Regions from separate parts of the Mus musculus genome. Here region 2 is linked to region 1. The links are chromatin loops, found by intact Hi-C in ENCODE. Cell type or tissue: left cerebral cortex. All regions are shown on one strand. Each heading gives the region's core, and the rest is flanking DNA. Links, peaks and the distances in the headings are about the cores only.

Evidence for each region. Peaks named below come from ENCODE experiments on the same cell type or tissue, not always from the same donor. Only the 100,000 strongest peaks of a DNase experiment are listed, where the experiment ranks them.
Region 2: it touches region 1 in a loop (2.8-fold over the local background); 20 of 42 quality-filtered maps call a loop at or near these places.

The regions. Positions count from the first base shown.
Region 1 is chr10:78,517,594-78,522,972 of GRCm38, forward strand. Olfr1358 (olfactory receptor 1358) reads left to right here. Exons shown (of 2, transcript NM_001370810.1): 2 at 2,020-3,690. The coding sequence ends at 2,973. It overlaps Gm47944 (a long non-coding RNA gene), which reads right to left and starts at 2,315. Exons shown (of 2, transcript XR_003948916.1): 1 at 2,137-2,315. In left cerebral cortex, for the core only: a CTCF peak has its summit at 3,194 (motif pointing right); a DNase peak (open chromatin) is centred at 2,809.
Region 2 is chr10:78,602,530-78,607,908 of GRCm38, forward strand. No RefSeq gene overlaps it. Among named protein-coding and RNA genes, the nearest start is that of Olfr1357, 13 kb to the right of the region's middle. In left cerebral cortex, for the core only: CTCF peaks have their summits at 2,760 and 2,965; a DNase peak (open chromatin) is centred at 2,750.

The sequences.
Region 1 (5,379 bases), core at 273-5,272:
CTACAAATGAATGGAGGGAGAGAAAAATTTTCAGATTGAACAGTGACTTCCTTCCATGGAGCTTGTTTCAAAGGTGTTTAATTCCAATTTTGGGTTGGGTCTGTAGCACCTAGGAGAATCTATAATGTGCTCAGAGGGAACGGGAGGGAGCCCCTCCCACCTCTGAACCCTGCAGACACAGAACCTGTGTACAGGTGGTGGCGAGACAGAGAGAGGAGGGTTAGGGAGTGCGGGGCTACAGGCTCATGCAGCTCAGAGCTACAGGGGCACACAGACACACTTCTCAGGAAGGACCCTGGGTCTCTGGCTGTCACAGTGGGGATGACACTGGCAGGTCCCTGAACTCAGCACCCACAGGTAACTCCTGCAGGCAAGTGCTGTTTCAGGATCTTTGTTGGGTGCACATTTCATGGACTCTAAGTAAGCAGATGGGGGTTTCAGGTCCCATCAAGTGACTTCTTGGACTTGATGGTCTTCCTGTCTAAGAAGTGGGAACATGAATCTGGTCCCTTGTTTACAACATGTCTCAGCCAGGTTCTTTTAGCTATCAGAATGCTAGTACCTGGAGTTCTGTGTTTGAATCAGGTTTTCAGTTCATTTGGAAGACGTGTCTTAATGAAAGATCTTAGAGTGCTGGTAGTCCAGCCACATGCAGGATTTCCAGTTCTCAGTTTTAGGGTTGGGAATTTATTCATAGCACTATTTGTCAACTGTGAGTTCATAGGAGTTGTCTTTGAGTTCACAGATAAGGCTCAGAGGGGTGCAGCCAGCTGCCAGGAGTCATCATGTCCCTTACAAGTCTGTTCTGGGGATTCAGGTCCCCACACTTGAACAGCAAGCATTCTTCCCCCCACCGAGCATCTCCTTAGCTGAGTAGTGTACCACTATTGGCTGTCTGACTTCCCTGCTTCATTTTGTTTTCCAAACACTGTTGGGTCAGGAGTTCTTATCTAGGATTTCTTCCTAGATCTAAATAAGCTAGCAATGGCCTTACTGTCTTCTTTCCCCATCTGAAGATCTTTACTTTGTGTCTATGGCCATATTGCCCTGAGTGTACCTGACCTTGTTTGTCCTCAGAAGCCGAGCAAGATTAGACCTGCTTAGTACTTGGATGGGAGACCTAGGAATACTGGGTGCTGTAGGCTTCAATTTGTTTCTTTGTGATTTTTTTAAAAAAAGATTTATTTTAATGTGTGGGTGTGCCACCTACTATTGGATCTAAGAAGTAAACTGTCATCCTCCAAAAGAAGAGGAAGTCCTCTTAACCACGGAGTCATTTCTTCAGGCCCTGATTTATAATTTTTTCCTTTGTTTTGTTTTTATTTCATGTGTGTTTCATGTGCATCTATGTAAGAGTGCTGGATCAGAGACAGTTTTGAGCTGCCGTGTGGGTCCTGGGAATCAAACCCGGGTCCTCTCAAAGAACAGCCAGTACTCAGAGCCATCTCTCCAGCATCTCTTTTCTTCTTCCTTCCTTCCTTCCTTCCTTCCTTCCTTCCTTCCTTCCTTCCTTCCTTCCTTCCCTTTTTCTTCCCTCTCTCCCTCTCTCCCTCCCTCCCTCCCTCCCTCCCTCCCTCCCTCCCTCCCTCCCTCCCTCCCTTCCTTCTTCCCCTCTCTCTGTCTGTCTCTGTCTCTGTCTCTGTCTCTGTCTCTGTCTCTCTGTCTCTCTCCTTTCTCTTTTCTTGCCCCTCTCTCCCTCCCTTGCTCTTTTGAGACAGGGTTTCTCTGTGTAGCCCTGGCTATCCTGAAACTCACCCTGTAGACCAGGCTGGCCTCAAACTCAGAGATTTGTCTGTTTATGCCGCTACTGGGATTAAAGGCGTGCACCACCATCACCACCTGGTTAATTCTTTTATCTTCTTATATGTTGAGGAGACACCTTGCTGGTTGGGTAATAAGTGATCATTCCTGAATCCCTCTGTCTTGTCTGCAAGCCAGTGATGATTCTCCTACCCCACACCTGGTGCCTAGCCAAGCCTCACTGCCCTGCTTTGTTCCAGTAACCCTATCTCCTCTCAGGCGCCTGAGAAGCAGCAGGACAATGGGACCTGGCTGGTGACAGAGTTCCTGCTGGTGGGATTCTCCAACCTCCCAGAACTGAGGCCCACTCTCTTCATCTTGTTCCTCCTCACCTACCTGGTCACACTCAGTGGCAATGCCACCATCATCACCATCATCCAGGTGGATCGCACTCTCCACACACCTATGTACCGCTTCCTGGCCGTGCTCTCCCTCTCTGAGACCTGCTACACACTGGTCACCATCCCCAATATGCTGGCTCATCTGCTGATGGAGAGCCAGGCCATCTCCATCGCGGGCTGTCGGGCCCAGATGTTCTTCTTCCTAGGCTTGGGTTGCAGCCATTGTTTCCTCCTTACCCTGATGGGCTATGACAGGTATGTGGCCATCTGCCATCCCTTGCGCTACTCTGTGATCATGAGACCCACCGTCTGCCTGTGTTTGGGAGCCTTGGTTTTCTGCTCTGGTTTCTCAGTGGCCTTGATTGAGACCTGCATGATCTTCTCCTCACCCTTCTGTGGCGCAGGCCATGTGGAGCACTTCTTCTGTGACATTGCGCCTGTGCTGAAGCTCAGCTGTGATGAGAGCTCACTCAAGGGACTTGGCATCTTCTTCCTGAGCATCCTCGTGGTGCTGGTCTCCTTCCTCTTCATTCTCCTCTCCTACGCCTTCATTGTGGCTGCCATTGTGAGGATCCCTTCGGCCTCTGGCCGGCGCAAAGCCTTCTCTACCTGCGCAGCCCACCTCACGGTGGTCATCGTACATTTTGGTTGTGCCTCCATCATCTACCTGAGGCCGGACTCTGGGGCTAATCCCTCCCAGGACCGCCTGGTGGCGGTGTTCTACACCGTGGTGACACCGCTGCTGAACCCTGTGGTTTACACCCTGAGGAACAAGGAGGTGAGGGTAGCGCTGAGGAAAAACCTGGCACGGGGCTGTGGAGCATTTAAGTAAAAACTTGTGTCTATTTGCTTCTCTAATAATTAATACAAGTATATTAAAAAAAAAAAAAAAACCAAGACCTTCATCCCGGAACTCTAGTTCCCTACTGGGAAGAGAGGAAGCAATTCTATGCCAGATGAAGTAACTTCTGTTATCTGCCAGTGCCTGAGAATATGTAACCACAGTAAAGGGTGACTTATCTTTATCATGGATTCTTGGACTTGATGTGGTGCAATGTGATCTGTAATGCCTAATGTTTGCCAGTGGAGGGCGCCACTGATACAACTCATGGATGGAGAGGGGCAGAGGGCAGTTTTTTTCTTTAACATTTTTGTTATTTTTATTATCATTTTAGTTTCTTAATTTTTTTCATGTAACATATTTTCATTATAGTCTTTCTTATCCGAGATCCTCTTTACCTCCCTACCCACTCAACTTCATGCTAGTGATCCTCCCAACAGAGAACAGTGTTTAAAGAAAAACTGTGGGTTTTAAAATATTATTTGAGGACTTCATATATAAGAACTACATTTACATCACTCCCGTTTTCCACCCCACTCCAGTGTCCACATAGAAGTTTTAACCAGGAGAGGGAGTGAGGACCACAGGCCAGAGTTTTAGCTCGGTGGGAATGCAAGGGTGGGTATTTCCCCCCTCCCCCGGCTGCTCAAGACTGCCTTTTGGTCAGAATCACACATTTAAGTGCAATTAAAAAAAAAAAAGTACTTTTAGTTTAGCTTTGTTTGCTTGTTTTTCAAGACAGGGTTTTTCTGTATAGCCTTGGCTGTGCTGGAACTCTCTCTGTCATGCAGGCTCTTGAATTTATAAAAATCTGCCTGCCTCTGCCTCCTGAGTGCTCGGATTAAAGGCGTGTGCCACCTCTGCCTGGCTCAAAAAAATTTAAGTTAGCATACAAAATAATGGATTTAAAAAAAAATTCTTACACCATTGCATACACTAGCAAGATTTTGCTGATAGGACCCTGATATAGCTGTCTCTTGTGAGACTACACCGGGGCCTAGCAAACACAGAAGTGGATGTTCACAGTCAGCTATTGGATGGATCACAGGGCCCCCAATGGAGGAGCTAGAGAAAGTATCCAAGGAGCTAAAGGGAGCTGCAACCCTATAGGTGGAACAACATTATGAACTAACCAGTACCCTGGAGCTCTTGACTCTAGCTGCATGTGTATCAAAAGATGGCCTAGTCGGCCATCACTGGAAAGAGAGGCCCATTGGACACGCAAACTTTATGTGCCCCAGTACAGGGGAACGCCAGGGCCAAAAAGTGGGAGTGTGTGGGTAGGGGAGTGGGGGGGGGGGTATGGGGGACTTTTGGGATAGCATTGGAAATGTAAATGAGAAAAATACCTAATTAAAAAAATTAAAAATTTCTTCTTCTCTCATATATTATACTGACTCCAGTTTCCCCTTCCTCTTCTCCTCCCAGTCCCTCCTTCCCACCTCCCCTCTCTCCCAGATCTGCCCCTCTTATAGTGGATTTCTTAGAGGCATTTCATACATATGTGTTGCTAAACTTTGTTCAATATTCATCCTCCTCCCCCATTTCCACTCCAACCCCTTAGCTCCATCTTGCTGGTCCCTTTCTTCTCCAAACAGTGTTCTTCTGCTTTTAAGTCACATGTTCTCCATTCTTATGTTTACCACACCCCAAACGTACATTTCCTTGAATGTGTGCGCGCACACGCGCGCACACACACACACACACACACACACACACACACACACACACACAGAGCAAAGATAAGGGATCTTTTCTCCCATCTCATGGTCCCATTTCTAGTCTCACCATAGCACAGATCCCTCTGTATGAACACTTGTATCAATTTAAATCTAGGAACCACTCATGAAAAAAAAATATACTTGTATTTCTCAAAATTTTATTTAAAACTATTATTTTAAAAATGTGTATGAGTCTTATGCTTGCATAGATGTCTGTGCACCAAGCGTGTGTTTGGCACCCAACAAAGCCAGAAGAGTTGCACTGGTTCTCCTGTTTCAACAGTGATAGACAGTTGTGTGCAGTCCAGTGGGTGCTGGGATCCCAGGTCCGCTGGAAAAGCAGCCAGTGCTCTTAACCACTGAGCCATCTCTCCAGCCCCAGAGTCAGTTTCCTGAATCTGGCTTATTTCACTTAAGGCAATGATCTCTACTTCCATGCATTTTTCTGTATGTGCAATGATTTCAATTTTCCTTATGGCTGAATAAAATTCCATTATGTACATTGCTAGTTTTTTTTTTTATCCATTCATTTTTTGTGGGCATTTAGTCTGGTTCCATTTTCTTGCTATTGTGAATAAAGTAGCAATAAACAAGTATCTTTGTGTTATTTGTGTGTGTGTGTGTATGTGTTAAGTCTCCAAGATATATGCCCCATGGAGGGTACAACTGTGAAACT
Region 2 (5,379 bases), core at 61-5,060, 85 kb after region 1:
GAGGCATTTCCTGGGGAGAAACACCAACACACACCAACACACCAACATACACACACACACACCAAAACACACACACCAACACACACACCAACACACACACCAACACACACACCAAAACACACACACACACACACACACACACACACACACACACACACACACACACACTCAACAAAGATAGAGAACCCACAATAGACCAAAGTAATATTGCAGCAACTTGGAGAGCTGAAGAGTTTGTTAACAGGAATATAGGTGAGGAGTTACTAAGATGAGCAGGGATGACTTAAAAGCAGCTGCATTACTGAAAAGTCCACCACTTAATGAAACCACAACCCTGGGGCTTTCTGCATGATTTGCAGGCAGCTGGAGAAGGTTCCAGGCCTTCCTTGAGCAGCTCTTCTGGTAAGCATCTCCTCCCCCAGCAGCTGTCCATAACCTGGGTGGAGGAGTCCTGGTAAATCTTGTAAACTTCAGCTTTTTAGTTCTGTGAGGTTTGTTTACTTCCAGAGTTTCAGGAGTTGAAGGCAATGTTTCAGTGCCAAGGAAACTGCTGTACAACACAGAGTCCTAGGTAATCCCCAAATCATCATAACCAATTTAATTAAAGCAAGGTTTTAAATTTGTGTATATGGGCTGCCTCCCTCTAAGGTGGAGTTTGAGAGGCAGCATTGGCTATGGGGAAGACAGCACTTTTGTAGGTCAGGAGTATGGAATTTTCAAGTGGGGCATTTAGTAGGCAAAACAGGCAGTTTTACTGGAGCATAACAAGTTAGTTCTAATGACCTTCTAAGACAAAGACATGGTTACAAGATGGACCTAACAAGGTGTCATAGGTCATCAGATAACCTTTTGAAACAAAGGTAGGGTTGCAAGATAGTTATAAGCAACTTTTTAAAACAAAGACATGATTGCCATTTGTGTTAGTTAGGGTTCTCTAGAGTCACAGAACTTCTGGAACGTATCTCTTTCCCTTTTAGTATATGAATATTATACATAGAAAGGATATATAGAACATATCGAATATATATAGAATATATACATATATGGAATACTGGAATGACTTACAGACTACAGTCCAAATAATCTAACAATGACTAGTTGTGAATGAAAGCCCGAGAATCTAGTAGTTGCTCAGTCCCACAAGGTTGGGTGTCTCAGCTGCTCTTCTGTATAAGCTGGAATCCTGAAGAAATAGGCTCCAATGCCAGTGAAGGAATGGATGTACTGGCAAAGTGAGGGCAAGGAGGTGTAGAATGGAGGAATCCTTATATAGACTTCCAGCAGAAGGTATGGCCCAAATTAAAGGTGTGCCTCAAGCTCGGTATTAAGGGCACGTGCCATCCCACTTCAAGATCCAAATCAAAATCCTGAGTCTTCCAGCCTCAAGATCCAGATCAAAGGCATGTTGTTCACTTGCCTCAACATCCTGATCATGGTGTGCCCTCCATTTCTAGATTAGTTCATTCCAGATGCAGGCAAGTTGACAACTGAGAATGGCCAATCCTTGAGAAACAGAGGTTTAATCATAAGCAGGAATGAACCTAACTTGTCTTTACTATAAGTAAGATGGAGGAAGGCTCATTCTTCAGTCACTAGCAAACATTTCAGACTTTGTATTTAAGATCTCTGAGACCGCTCAGTTTTGTGCTAGAAGGCTGAAGGAGGGCATGTGTAAACAAGCGGGTATGGTTGTATTTGGGTGAAACTCTGTGGGCTTCAGATTTAGACTTTTATATAATTAGAGCAAAAAATTCTTGTTTTGATTTTTTCCTCATGATTAAAACAAAGCAAAGCAGAGAAAATCAAAATATAAGAACCAGGACACAAGGCAGTGGAACACACCTGTTACCATAGCCCTTAAAAGGCAGAAGCAGGAAGATTGCAAATTTGAGAACTGCCTAGTCTATATAGTGAGAGGTTTTTTTTTTTTTAAAGTCAGTCTTAAGTTTAATTCAAAGAAAATTACATGTGATCTGTTCTTAATCATTACAAATTCCACATGATTTATGATTCAATTCTTAAAAAGTTATTTCTTTGGAGCAACATACAGTTCTAATGCTAATCTCTGGGAACACGGAATAAGTATTGATGAGCTATCCAGGCCGTGCATCCAGGTCATCATAAGAGAAATGGTGTACAGTTGGGTTGTATCCATGGATTTCTGCATTAGCGAAGTTAACCCTCCAACGGGAGATGAGAGTAAAGCTGCATCTGTATTGAACACAAGCAGAACGAATCTTGTCTTTAGTCTTTAACAGTAGAATATAGAAATTGTGCACGTAACACTTTAATTGTGTTAGGCATTGTTTTTAAATTAGATCTATTTTATTGATTATTTGAGAAATCGGAACATGCATTCAGTGTGTTTTGAGCAATCACACCTCCCCACACCCATGCTATTCCTTATCTTTGCTCAGATCCAATTCACACCTTTCTATTTCTATTCTAAATCCATGGCTTCTTTCTTTCTTATTTTATCTCTTTTCTCTCCTCCTCCTCCTCCTCCTCCTCCTCCTCCTCTTCCTCTTCCTCTTCCTCCTCCTCCTCCTCCTCCTCCTCCTCCTCCTCCTCCTCCTTCTTCTTCTTCTTTTTTCTTCTATTGGATATTTTCTTTAAAACAAAACAAAACAAAACAAAACAAAACAAAACAAAACAAAACTCAGAGGTTAAATGTACGCTTGAGGCTCTTGCAAAGGCCCAGGTTCCCTGTCATCTTCTACATGGTGATTTATAACTCCAGGTCTGGGATTGGAGCACCCTCTTTGGGCTGCTGTAGATACTGCATGCATCCTGGCAAAACATTCGTACAAATAAAAATCTAAAAAAAAAAAAAAAAAAGAAGAAGAAAGAAAGAAAGAAAGAAAGAAAGAAAGAAAGAAAGAAAGAAAAAATCCCACTCAGGCTTTTAATCTCAGCACTCGGGAGGCAGAGGCAAGCAGATCTCTGTGAGTTCAAATTCAGCCTGGCCTACATAGCAAGTTCCAGGGTGACCAGGGCTATATAGTGAGACCCTGTCTTTAAAAGAAAATAAATAAGTAAACAAACACATAAATACTAAAAAGTATTTTTATGAGAGAAGAATAAAGTTTAAAAACAAACAAACACCCCCTGGCAATGGGCGAAGAGACACTGTGGTGGTGGTGTTCTTAGTTAAGGGCAGAGCAGATGTCAGTCAAGAGCCAGAACTCGATGCCTGGTTTGATGTCTAAAGCTGTCTCATGCCTAGGAGTCATAAAGATCAAATAAAATCAAATCATGTCTAGCATAGGAGGAGGAAGACAGAGAGAGACCTGCAGGCTGCCAAGCCACTCATAGACCTGCTCTCTGGACATAGCACAGGTGGGCCATAGATACCTGCTTGCTGCCACACAGCATGAATGGAGGATGCCACCCAGGGGCCTGCTAGCCTTGTGACCAGCCTGCAGAAGGAGTGACCAAAATTTGTGAGTATATAGTGGTCAGATGGGAGAGAAACAGAAATGGGATAGCTTGAGCATTATGAAGAGAGATAGAACTGGAGATTCTAGTATGGAGAGGAGTAGCCTGCTGTGAGTGGCCAGGCCCCCTACCAGGGACCATGGTGAGGTCCCAGACCAAGCTGCCATTGAGGGCCATGTCTGAGTTGCAGCTACACAGTGGCAGGAGTTGGTGTCGATATCCACGGCTCATACAACCACTAGAGAACATGTGAATGTCCCTGGTCAGAGAAGCTACCAGGGACCATATGGATGACCAGGGGCTGTGTATATTGTCCCTGCTGGGGACACTGGTGAGCAGGCCCTGCGCCTTACCTGAGCAGCAGAGTAGAACTGGCCCTTGTAATGGAGGCAAGGGTGAGCCATCCCTGAAGGGTAAGAGCACTTGAGAGCTGACCCTGCCACTCATGTGCAACCAATGCAAAGCACAGGCAGGTCAAAGCAGGTTAGTGGGCCAGTGAAAAGGCAGATATACCCAGGACAGTGTGGGGTTAGCAGTCAACACCTTGTGTGCCTTTTTATATGTGCCTCTTTATAAGTGGCCAGAACTTCAGCCCAATTTTAGTTTGGATAGAGATGGGGTGTAAGTACTGGCCGAGTGCCTTGAGGCATACATATGAAAACCAGGTTTTCATGGTAGGCAAGGCAGTGTTTATATATCAAGGGGGTAGGAATAGGTCTGTGTCCTGCATAATGAGTCTCTGGGAAATAGAGCAAGGCTTCTGAGAAGACAAGGGATGGAGCCTGGCTGAGTGTGTCTCCTGTTGTATCAAAAGAGGGAGGACCCAAATGCTAGCTCCTGATGAGAGTGAAAGTAGAACTTAAAATCCATCCAAACCCTGGGAGTGTGGCACCTAAGTAGTAGAGATAGGAGAATTTGGAGTTCAAAGCAGGTCTTGTGTACAGCAAGTGTGAGACCAGCCTGAACTACAGGAAGCAGTGTCTCAAAAATTTTATGTCGTCATCCAAAGAGCTAACTTTGGACCCTGCTGGGGAAGCCTGGAGTGCTCCGGCAGACCTTCTGAGACTTCCCCTTAGCAAATCCTGTCCTGGGGCCCAAGTGGAGTGCTTTTGATCCCACCTAGTATGCACTTTCTAGGGCAATGCTTATTAAAGTTTTGCTGTCTTTGAAGTCTGAGACATTGCTCTCTGACACACTGATCCACGGCCCTGGTCAGTGCGTGTCGGTGTGACTGGAGATTTTAAGCACCTCTAGCTCCAGGGGATCCAGCACCCTCTTCTGGATTGCAGGCACCCGCACACACTTACATTCCTGCCATCGTACACACAATTAAAAACAAATCGTTGTTCTTGTTTGAGGTAGGGTCTGAATATGTAGCTCTGGACATCCTGGAGCTCACTATGTAAAACAAGCTGAATTTGCACTATCAGAAATCTGCATGCCTCTGCCGTCTGAATGTTAGTACTAAAGGTGTGTGCACCACCAGTGCCTGGCAAAAAAATAAAATAAATCTTAAATAAAACAAAACCTGAAATAACAAAACATAAAACCAAACTAAGCACAGAGAAATGGAAAAGTCAGCCCCAGCTTGCCAGTTATACAAAACCAGGATGTGGACTGGATTTACCCTGTAAGCTGCGGCTTGTAGCCCCTGCTCTATAATACATTTAGAGCAAAAACGTGTCCTTGTCAAGACTAGGGGTCCAGCGTTTTGATCTCAGCTGCCCTAATAGTAGCTTCAACTTTCAATTCCCACTTTCCCCAGCACAAGGGCAACATTATTTATCTTGTAGGATGATGTGGTAACTTTCCTGGCATGGTGGTTTGTACCTTTAACCTTAGCACTTGGCAGGCAGAGGCAGCTAGATTTCTATGACTCAAGGCTAGCCTACTCAGCATACTGTGTTTAAATCCAGCCAGTGCTACATAGAAAGACACTGT